Regions from separate parts of the Homo sapiens genome. Here region 1 is linked to region 2. A link is an interaction called in ENCODE POLR2A ChIA-PET data of the cell type or tissue named here. Cell type or tissue: MCF 10A. All regions are shown on one strand. Each heading gives the region's core, and the rest is flanking DNA. Links, peaks and the distances in the headings are about the cores only.

What was found. Peaks named below come from ENCODE experiments on the same cell type or tissue, not always from the same donor. Only the 100,000 strongest peaks of a DNase experiment are listed, where the experiment ranks them.
Region 1: POLR2A ChIA-PET joins it to region 2 with 6 read pairs; 1 of 35 experiments calls an interaction of 5 or more read pairs at or near these places.

What each region holds. Positions count from the first base shown.
Region 1 is chr11:69,213,892-69,218,279 of GRCh38, reverse strand. No RefSeq gene overlaps it. Among named protein-coding and RNA genes, the nearest start is that of SMIM38, 60 kb to the right of the region's middle. In MCF 10A, for the core only: no CTCF peak of the experiment used is centred there; a DNase peak (open chromatin) is centred at 2,319.
Region 2 is chr11:69,272,618-69,277,005 of GRCh38, reverse strand. No RefSeq gene overlaps it. Among named protein-coding and RNA genes, the nearest start is that of MYEOV, 19 kb to the left of the region's middle. In MCF 10A, for the core only: no CTCF peak of the experiment used is centred there; a DNase peak (open chromatin) is centred at 2,235.

The DNA of each region.
Region 1 (4,388 bases), core at 242-4,241, 59 kb after region 2:
GGGACAATGGATTTAGCCAACAGAATCTTGAAAGAGCGCAGGACTCAACCCCATACTGCCTCTGACCTGCCCCTTCCCTCTCTCTGCCTCAGTTTCTCCATTTGTGCAGGGCAAGAGGTCTGGACCTGATGCTCTCTGAGGTCCTTACTGCCTATTGGATAAAGTATAAAACAAAGAGCCATGGATGGAGTCTGGTGTTTCCCAGGCTGCAGCTGGGCTCTGGGCCAGGGCACACCCTCCGGACTCCATGGGCAAACAGATGGGGACAGTCAAATGGGCCACTTGGCAGAGGCAGGCTAGACAAGGCTGGGCTGGCTGGCACCAGGCAGGATGCCCCCATGGTCAGCCCGGGCAGCAGGGAGTGTCTGCAGGACGGGACATGCTTGGGGGCCCACGCCTCCAACCCCGAGGTTCCCCCACCACCTTCCCTCCCTGGGCTCTCTCTCCAGGAATGAGAGCCTCAGCAGCAGGCAGGCCCATGTCCCTGAGTGACCCCACCTAGGCTCAGGCCCAGGGCTGTGAGGCGCCAGCAGCTCATGGAAGCTCGCAGTGGGGTACAGGTCTGTGGAGACTCCAACCAGCCACAAGCCATCAGCCTCATCCTCAGCCCTCCGTCTTCAGCTCAGATGCCACTGGCTGGGGCCAGGAAACGAAGGGTTGTGGGATGACCTGCCCAGGTGGGAGCTGAGAAAGGCTCTGACACATGGCTGGTGCAGGGTGGCTGCCCTGGGTTCAGGTCCCAGACACTCTGCTTTCCAGCTGCACTATTTTGAACAAGCTATTTCCTCTTCCTGAGCCTCACTTTCTCCATCTGTGAAATGGGCATGATCCCAGTGTCTTGCTCTTAAGAGATGATGTCAGGACTACATAAGGAAATGAAATGCATGAAACTTTTGCTGAAAGACAGCTAAAACAAACTGATGATAAGAAAAGAACAGAAAAAAAACTGATCTGGTCTGTTCTTTCAAGAATTGCACCTCACACTGGGCATCAGGAAAGATACTGATTCGAGAATCCAAGGTTCCTGCTGGAAGGAGACCCTTCCTTGGGCCTGTCAAGAAAGTGACCCGCATTTGCCCCACTGGGCACTCAGCCCCAAAAGGTGGAGACTTAGCATAATGTCAGAACCCAGACATTTTTTTTTCCTATTGGAAATTTTTATTATCTTTAAATCCAATTCTGAGGGTACGAAAGTCACAAATGTAGCCTCTGTGAGTCACGAGCCGTCGGCAGAAAAATGCTATTGAGACTTGAAGAGGGCGGCAGAGATCTCCAAAGATTGGGTGGGTTTCTTTAAGCCTCTCAGAAGTTCTCATTTCACAGCCAGCTGACATGCACATAAAGGAGCAAGACTTTTCCCAAGGAAATGTCTCACACAGCCAGGGCAAGGCTAGTCACCCCCACAGATGCCTGTGATCACTGCATCAGGCCTGCTGTCAGCTGTCCCGCTGGGAGGGCAAGGTGCCCATCCCCTCCTGGCCACCAAGGTGTTTGTTTCTTTGGGTTTCTACCGATGAGCCAGGGGCTGCTGATTTTCTTGGCTGTTTCTAAGGCCAAGAAATGTGTCGGGCAGCCTCGGGTACTGAGGCAGGCCAAAAGAGTTCGGGTGCCAGGCCCCAGACATCCAGCCCAACTGCCCAAGGCTGCTTGCTCCCAGTCACATTAGTGACAGCCCATCCCTCACCATGAGCCCTCGCCAGGCTCTGTGTGAAGGGCCTGATGCATGAGGTCTCATTGCAGCCCCACAGGAACCCCTCAAATTGCTATCTTTATGCCCATTTTGCATATGGGAAAACTGAAGCTCAGAGAGGTGAAATGACATGCCCAAGACCCCACTTCTACAAAGTGGTAGAGCTGGGATTGGAATGCATGTCTTTCTGGCCCAGTATCTGCCCCCTTCACCATGCTTCTGCCTCCTGAACTTAAGTCACTAAGAGTTATTTGCCAGCGACTACTACATGGATAGCCTCCATTAGGAACAGAATGGGGACAAGCATGATCCCAGTCCTGAAGAAACTTGTGGCCTGACTGAATGAATAAGCGAAAAAATGAATAAACAAATGAATGATGTGGAGCCTCTGACAATAAACTGATTGAGTAAGTTTTCCTTCTTTGGAATCCTAGTTGCTCTAAATCGGCAGAATCCTGAAAATATTTAAATGTGCTTTTGGATCTGCCTGAGCCTTAGAAAAGGGCTTACTCAAGTGTCACGTTTTGGGGATAAGGCCCAGAAACAGGGACCAGGAGGCATGAAACAGGGCAAGAGGACAAGCCCATCTGAGGGTGTGTCTTACAGCTGGCGCTGCTGCAGAGTGCACACCTCGCCAGCATGAGTCAGATGGCTGAGAAGCTCCCAAAGGCACTGCAGCAGAGAACCCCAGAGCAGAAAGGACAGACTGTGGCAGCAGGAGTGGGTGTTGTCAGATTTTTGCCCCCATGCAGCCAGCTGTCAGCAGAAGGGCTGCAGTAAGGAAGGTGGAGATGATTTGAGGCAGGACACAGAAAGTGTCCAACACAAGGCCCACTGGTGCATTTGTTCATTCTATCGATGTTTATACTAAACCAGATGTTGGAGACAAATAGATATGAGATGGACTGATGGATGGATGGATGGATGGATGGATGGATGGATGGATGGATGGATGGAAAGGCTGGTGATGGAGCCCAGATTCCTCTGCTATTAATAGCCCAGGCACCTCTGCACTGGGAATGAGTCCAAAAAACAAAAGGAGATCCTGAGCCAGGTTGGAGCTGGAAAACCAACAAGACACCCTGAAACAAATCTTTATGTCTGATGCAATTGGCTTGGGGGCTGGGAGGTGGAAGGTGGCCTTCAGCCAGGAGACATAACTTATCTCCTGATGGGCCTACAGAAAAGCCTCCCAGCTCTGGAGCATGTGGGCCAGGGTTTTAATCTCGGCTCCCTTTCTTTGAGGCTGGCTGCATTACCTTGAGCAAGTCACTTGAATTCTCCAAGTCTTGTTTGCCTCATATATAAATGAGGATAGTAGGAGTTCCTGCCCTTGGCCATCTCTGCTGCAATTGTGTCCCCCTGTGGAGGAACTCTCATCTCGTGGTATACCTGGCAGCCCCTTCTCTGGGTGAAGAAACTGGACCTTGAAGTGCAGAAAGTTCTCTTAAGATCCCAAGATCATATCCCAGACTAGAATATCTGGTCACCAATTCTACCACTAGTCTACAGTGATAGATTAATGGGTAGGCCAGTGGGATTTGGAGCCCCAGCTGTGATTCTGAATATGACATGGGCTACTCCAAGACACACATGGAGTCTTTAAGAATACCCCATGGCCTGCTCCAAGTCTGGATTCATCTGTATTCTATTTACACCTCCAGATGTTGACCATCACTGAGTGGAAGGTGGCTACATCACCAAGGGGCATAATCCAGAGGTGTTCTTAGAAAATGAGATGAGCTGTCCACTTCCCAAATGGAGTATGCCAAAGGCACTTATGGACTGGGAGCCCTGCAAGGGGAACAAGAGCCACTCCCATTAAGGCAGAAAGGTAGGGAGGGAGAGATGAGTTTGTTAATTGATCAATTGATTGGCTATTGAATTGGTTAGTTGGTTATTTAATTGGTTGGTTGGTTAGTTGGTTATTTAATTGGTTAATTAGTTAGTTGGTTGTTAGGTTGTTTAGTTAGTTGCTTATTGAATTGGTTGGCTGATTGGTTAGTTGATTGGTTGGTTGGTTGGTTGATTGGTTGGTTGGTTGGTTGGTTGGTTGGTTGGTTGGTTGGTTGGTTGGTTGGTTATTTAACCGATTGATTGGTTGGTTGGTTGGTTAGTTGGTTGGTTGGTTGGTTGGCTGAATGGTAATTTAACCGATTGGTTGGTTGGTCCAAATGGTAAAAGTGATCGTCATCCCTGGAGTTTGCCAGACTGGCTGCATCATCAATTCATTCCTTCATAGTCAGGCAGTCATTCATTCAATGCATTCTGACTGCCTCCTGGGTGAACATTCTGGTAGCAGTGAAGTCTACCAGCTCCCACCCAGGTACAAGCAGTGTGTGGAGCCACAAAACCAGATTCTGTGAATATAGACAGCCTGTCTGCTGCTTCCCCCTGTGGCCTGGCCCAAGTCACAGGGAGTCAGCCCAAGTGGTCAAGCTCTGAAGCCTTGATCATGTGCCTATCTCTCTGGGGCTCAATTTTTTGGTCCATGAAGAGGGGGCAACATGGGCCTCTCTCTTCCAGGGCAGCTGTAAGGGCAGAGGAGATGGTGCCTGAAGCTCTCTGGGCTCACAGACGAGTGCTCTGGGTGGCAGCAGTGGAAAGGACCTGCTCTACTTGAAGGAAACCTGGAAATTGAGAAATGCTTCCTTCAAAAATGATTTTAGGACTGTTGGCAATGGACCCTGTGTTCATT
Region 2 (4,388 bases), core at 101-4,100:
CGCAGAGGCTGCTTATTATGCTTCCCAGCTCCTCACTGACCCAGAATTGGCTATGGGACCTGGCTGAGGTCAGCACAGACCAACAGAACTCTTCTGACAATAGAAATGCTCTGTACCTGCTCCGTCCCATCTGGTACCCAATAGCTATAGTAGCACTTGAAATGTGGCTGTAGGCTGGGCACGGTAGCTCACATCTGTGGCCCCAGCTACTCAGGGGGCTGAGGTGGGAGGATAGCTTCAGACCAGGGGTTCAAGACCAGCCTGAGCAACATAGTGAGACCCCAACTCTACAAAAAATAAACAATTATCTGTTCTTGGTGATGCCCACCTCTAGTCTGGGCTACTTGAGAGGCAGAAGCTGGAGGGTCGCCTGAGCCCAGAAGTTCAGTGTTACAATGAGCTATAATGATTGCACCACTGCAATCCAGCCTGGGTGACAGGGTGAGACCCTATCTCTAAATTTAAAAAAGAAAGACCGAAACGATGTGACTCTGGCAATTGAGCAACTGAATTGTTAATTTTATTTAATTTTAATTGATTTAGATTTAAAGAGCCATATTTAAATGATGGCTAGTGTCTACTGTACTAGACCACACAGTTTTAGGCTCTGGGGAAAGAGAGCTGCAATTGATTAGCAATGTCTGCCAGGGACGCAGGCTGGGAAGATAAGGCACAAATGCCATATTACAGAAGGACCAGAGATCCAGTGTGATCTGGGTCACCTGAGACCTAAATCAGTGATTCTGGTGCCTGCACAGTTTCAGCATTCAGGAGGAAAAGTGTCTGTGAAGTTTAGTGTCACCCCCTACTCTTCAGTCTCATGGTCTAGTCAGGCAACTGCAAGTCTCTTTACTAGTTTTCTTCCACAGCAGACAGAGGGGTCCTTCCAAAATACCAATGCAGCCATTATCTACCTTGCTTGAAAGCCTGAATCTAATCCTCCAACCATGGCCACCAAGACCTATCCTGAGGCTGTGCCCCTCTGTGGCCTAGGCCCCTCAGTCTTCTCCACCTCCATCCAACACAGACCCCACCAGTCCTGGCTGGTTCTTCCTCTGCTCCACTGCACAGGAAGCTCCAAAGCAAGGGCTTCCTCTTGCACCATCTTAGCACCTCCACCGAAAGCACAGGACCTGAAGAGTCCCCACGGGAGGCTCACATGATTCCAGGAACTCCCAAGTCTACATTATTTTTATGTCCTTCCAATAATAAGACAAGAATCCTTATCGCCCTGTTTTGCAGATGAGGATACTGAGGTTCAAAGAGGGAAAGAGTTTGGCCAAGAACAAAAGAGAAAATGGCATATCTGAGACTCAGACCTGGGTAGATGTCCCTCCCAAACTTGGCCTCAGCACAAGGGTTGCACTGAGAATGGAAATCAGGTCATAGGACACCCAGTCCACTATTTCTTTTACTATTAACTCAACAAATGTTATGTGATGGAAGGGAGGAAGGGGTGGGTGGGTATGTGTATGGATGGGTAGATGGGTGGGTGTGTGTATGGATGAGTAGATGAGTTGGTGCATAGGTGGATGGATAGATAGATGGATAAATGGATTGATACATGGATGGTTGGATGGATGGATGGATGGATGGATGGATGGATGGATGGATGGATGTGTACATGGATGGGTGGATGGATGAGTGTATAGGTGGGTGGATGGATGGATGGATGGATAGATGGATGGAGATGTGGGTGGATGGATAAATATGTAGGTGGATGGCTAGATGGATGGATAAATGTATGGATAGATGGATGAATAGATGAATGGATCAATGGGTGACTAGATGGATTGATGGATGTGTATATAGATGCATGCAAACACACATGAATGAATGCAAGGGCAACAAAACACGGTAACAAGTCATGAATAGGGAATGGGATGAGGTCATCGTCCACCTTTCTCTTAACCATATTCAGGTATATCAGAAAATGAGGTCATGTGAAAAAATTATTTGAGACTTTTGTTTTTAAAGAGATAAAGTAGCTGGCAAGCTGTGCGTATGGAGCAAGCCCTGAGCTGTGTGAGGGCCTGCTCCCCCCACTCCTCCCCTGCCTCCACTCCCCCCACTCCTGCTGGCTCACTGAACCCCTCCCTAATGCTGCTTTCCCATGGGAAGGCTGAGAAGCAATAGCAATTTCTTCTGAATGGAACTCTCCCCTGAGCCAAAGAGTAAACAGGAGCCAGCAAAGAGCTCAAGTTGGTGTGTAACTGCTCGGGCGGTGATTACATAACCAGGACATACCTGGGAGAGGCACTGATCCAGGGGATTTTAACAAGCAAGTGGGGAGGGCTAGCGTGGGAGGCGGGCAGGGGGAACGCCCAGTGCAGGAATGGCCGTGCAGCTACCTGGCCTTGCTGGGAACTGGAGCCGGCTTGCTTGGGGAGGAAGGACACTCAAGTGTCACTTACTGAGAGCCTTGTACCATGACAGTCCTCTTGCATGATTCCTTTGTTTAATCCTCACAAGGGCACTACAGAGTGGGCTAGTTCAGCTATGTTCCCTTTGATAGATGAAAAATTAAAACTAGACACAGAGAGGGGTAGCCAGGCAGCAACTGTGTGGTGAGCTGGGATAGCCCCAGACTGGCTCCAGGGACTGCAGGGTAGACCGAGCTATAAGGCTGGTGCTTTCTCTTCTCCTCTCCCTTCCCTGCCTTGCTGTCCTCCTTCCCTCCCTCCTTCCTCAATTCCTGCCATCAGATCACGTGTCCAAATATTCTTCCAATTGTCCACCCATCCACCCACCTGGTGCCCAGTGGCTTTTCCCTTCTCTCCACAGTAGTGGACCTGCATCAAGAAAGGGACCAAAGGGAAGCAAGATGCAGCTGCTGCCTGCAGAAGGGCTTTCTGACAAGGACGGGTGATGTAGAAGCATCCACCTGCCACAGGACATAGCTTGAACACTTCGGGTGCTGAGCCCTTCCTGCCTGTGGGATACTGAGCAGTTTTGCAATGATTTTCTCCTTTCACCCGCGAGACGGCTCCAAGTTCAAAGCCATTATTCTCCTGTGGCAGAGAGGAGACTGAAGTCCAGAGAGGTGGGCTCAGGGTCTCATGGGAGCCTCAACCTTGGGACTTGGAGGTCAGGGAGGGCTTTCCAGAGGGGGTAGCCTCAAGCTGGCAGAGCAGTTCAGGGTGGGGGATGTTTTTAGCCGCTAGAGCCTTGGGATGGCGAAAGTGGGGAGAGGGTCCTTTGCTGCCTGGCATTCGGCTGCCCCACTATCCTCCAGGAGGAGGGGACTTGGGAAAGCCATGGCGCACCCAGGCAGAGCCCTGGCCAGGCTGAGGACAATTGGCCCAGAGCAGTGGCTTCAGCCCTAGAGCATGGTTGCAGAGTGAGACCATGCACACTGAGACCCTTCTCTGTGTCTCCCCGTCTACAAAGGGAGGGTGAAGTGAGACAAAGCGTGGAAGCTGTGTTGGCACCTGGTGAGTTCTTAGAGGTGGAGGTCCCTGTGGATGCTGCAACTGATAATACGTATCTCCCCAAAGTCCTGCAGGAAGGGCTGGAGCCCAGCCGACAAGCAACAGGGGAGGCCTTGCGCCCAGGTGTTCTTGCCTGCCTGGGCTGTCTGGGGCAACCAGGTCCAAACGGGGTGTCACCCCCAAGGGCGGGACTAGGGTACAAGTCACATCATGAGGGAGACCTCCCTTTCCCACGGCACCCCAGAGCTGCCAAGCGCCACGCTGCCATTGCATAAGCCACCGACCTGCCACCGCTGGCTGCCCCGTGCGTTGCCACGTAAATAGAACCCTGTATTTACCTACCCTGGGGAAGGGACAGGCCTACCTGGTGGGCGGGGAGACAGCAGCTCAGAGGCCTCCAGCTCTGATTTCTGTTCTGCTCCAAGTGCACACACATCCTGTGCCCAGGAGCTGGGCTTGGGTGGGGGTGCACCGGCAGAAGGGGCCAAAGGAAACTCTGCGTCCTGGGAGCATGGGCCAAAGGCCTCTGGGTTGCAGGCTCAGGTTGCAGCCACCAGCTCTGGGCGGGGGAGACCAGACTTGCCTTGCAGGCTACGGCCATATCTGAGCAGCAAGCGTCAGATGGCACTGATGGCCCCAGAGACCTCCCTGCTGTTGGCACTGGTCAGCTGCACAGGAAGGACAAATGGCCATCTGCACAGCCAGGGCCAGAGCCCAGGAGTCTCCAGGAGCCAGCCATGGGCACAGCCCCACCTGTAACAACCATTCCTCCAGAAAGCCAAACTCAGTAAAGACTTATTTTGTTGTAAAGAAATATAATACATGTTTTAGCTTTAATTTCCATAACATTCTAGATGTTCCTATTCTTGTTTTACACAGGAAGAAACTGAGGCACAGAGAAGTAAATGACTGATCCAAGGCCACAGAGCTAATGGGATGATAGAGTCAGGATTTGAA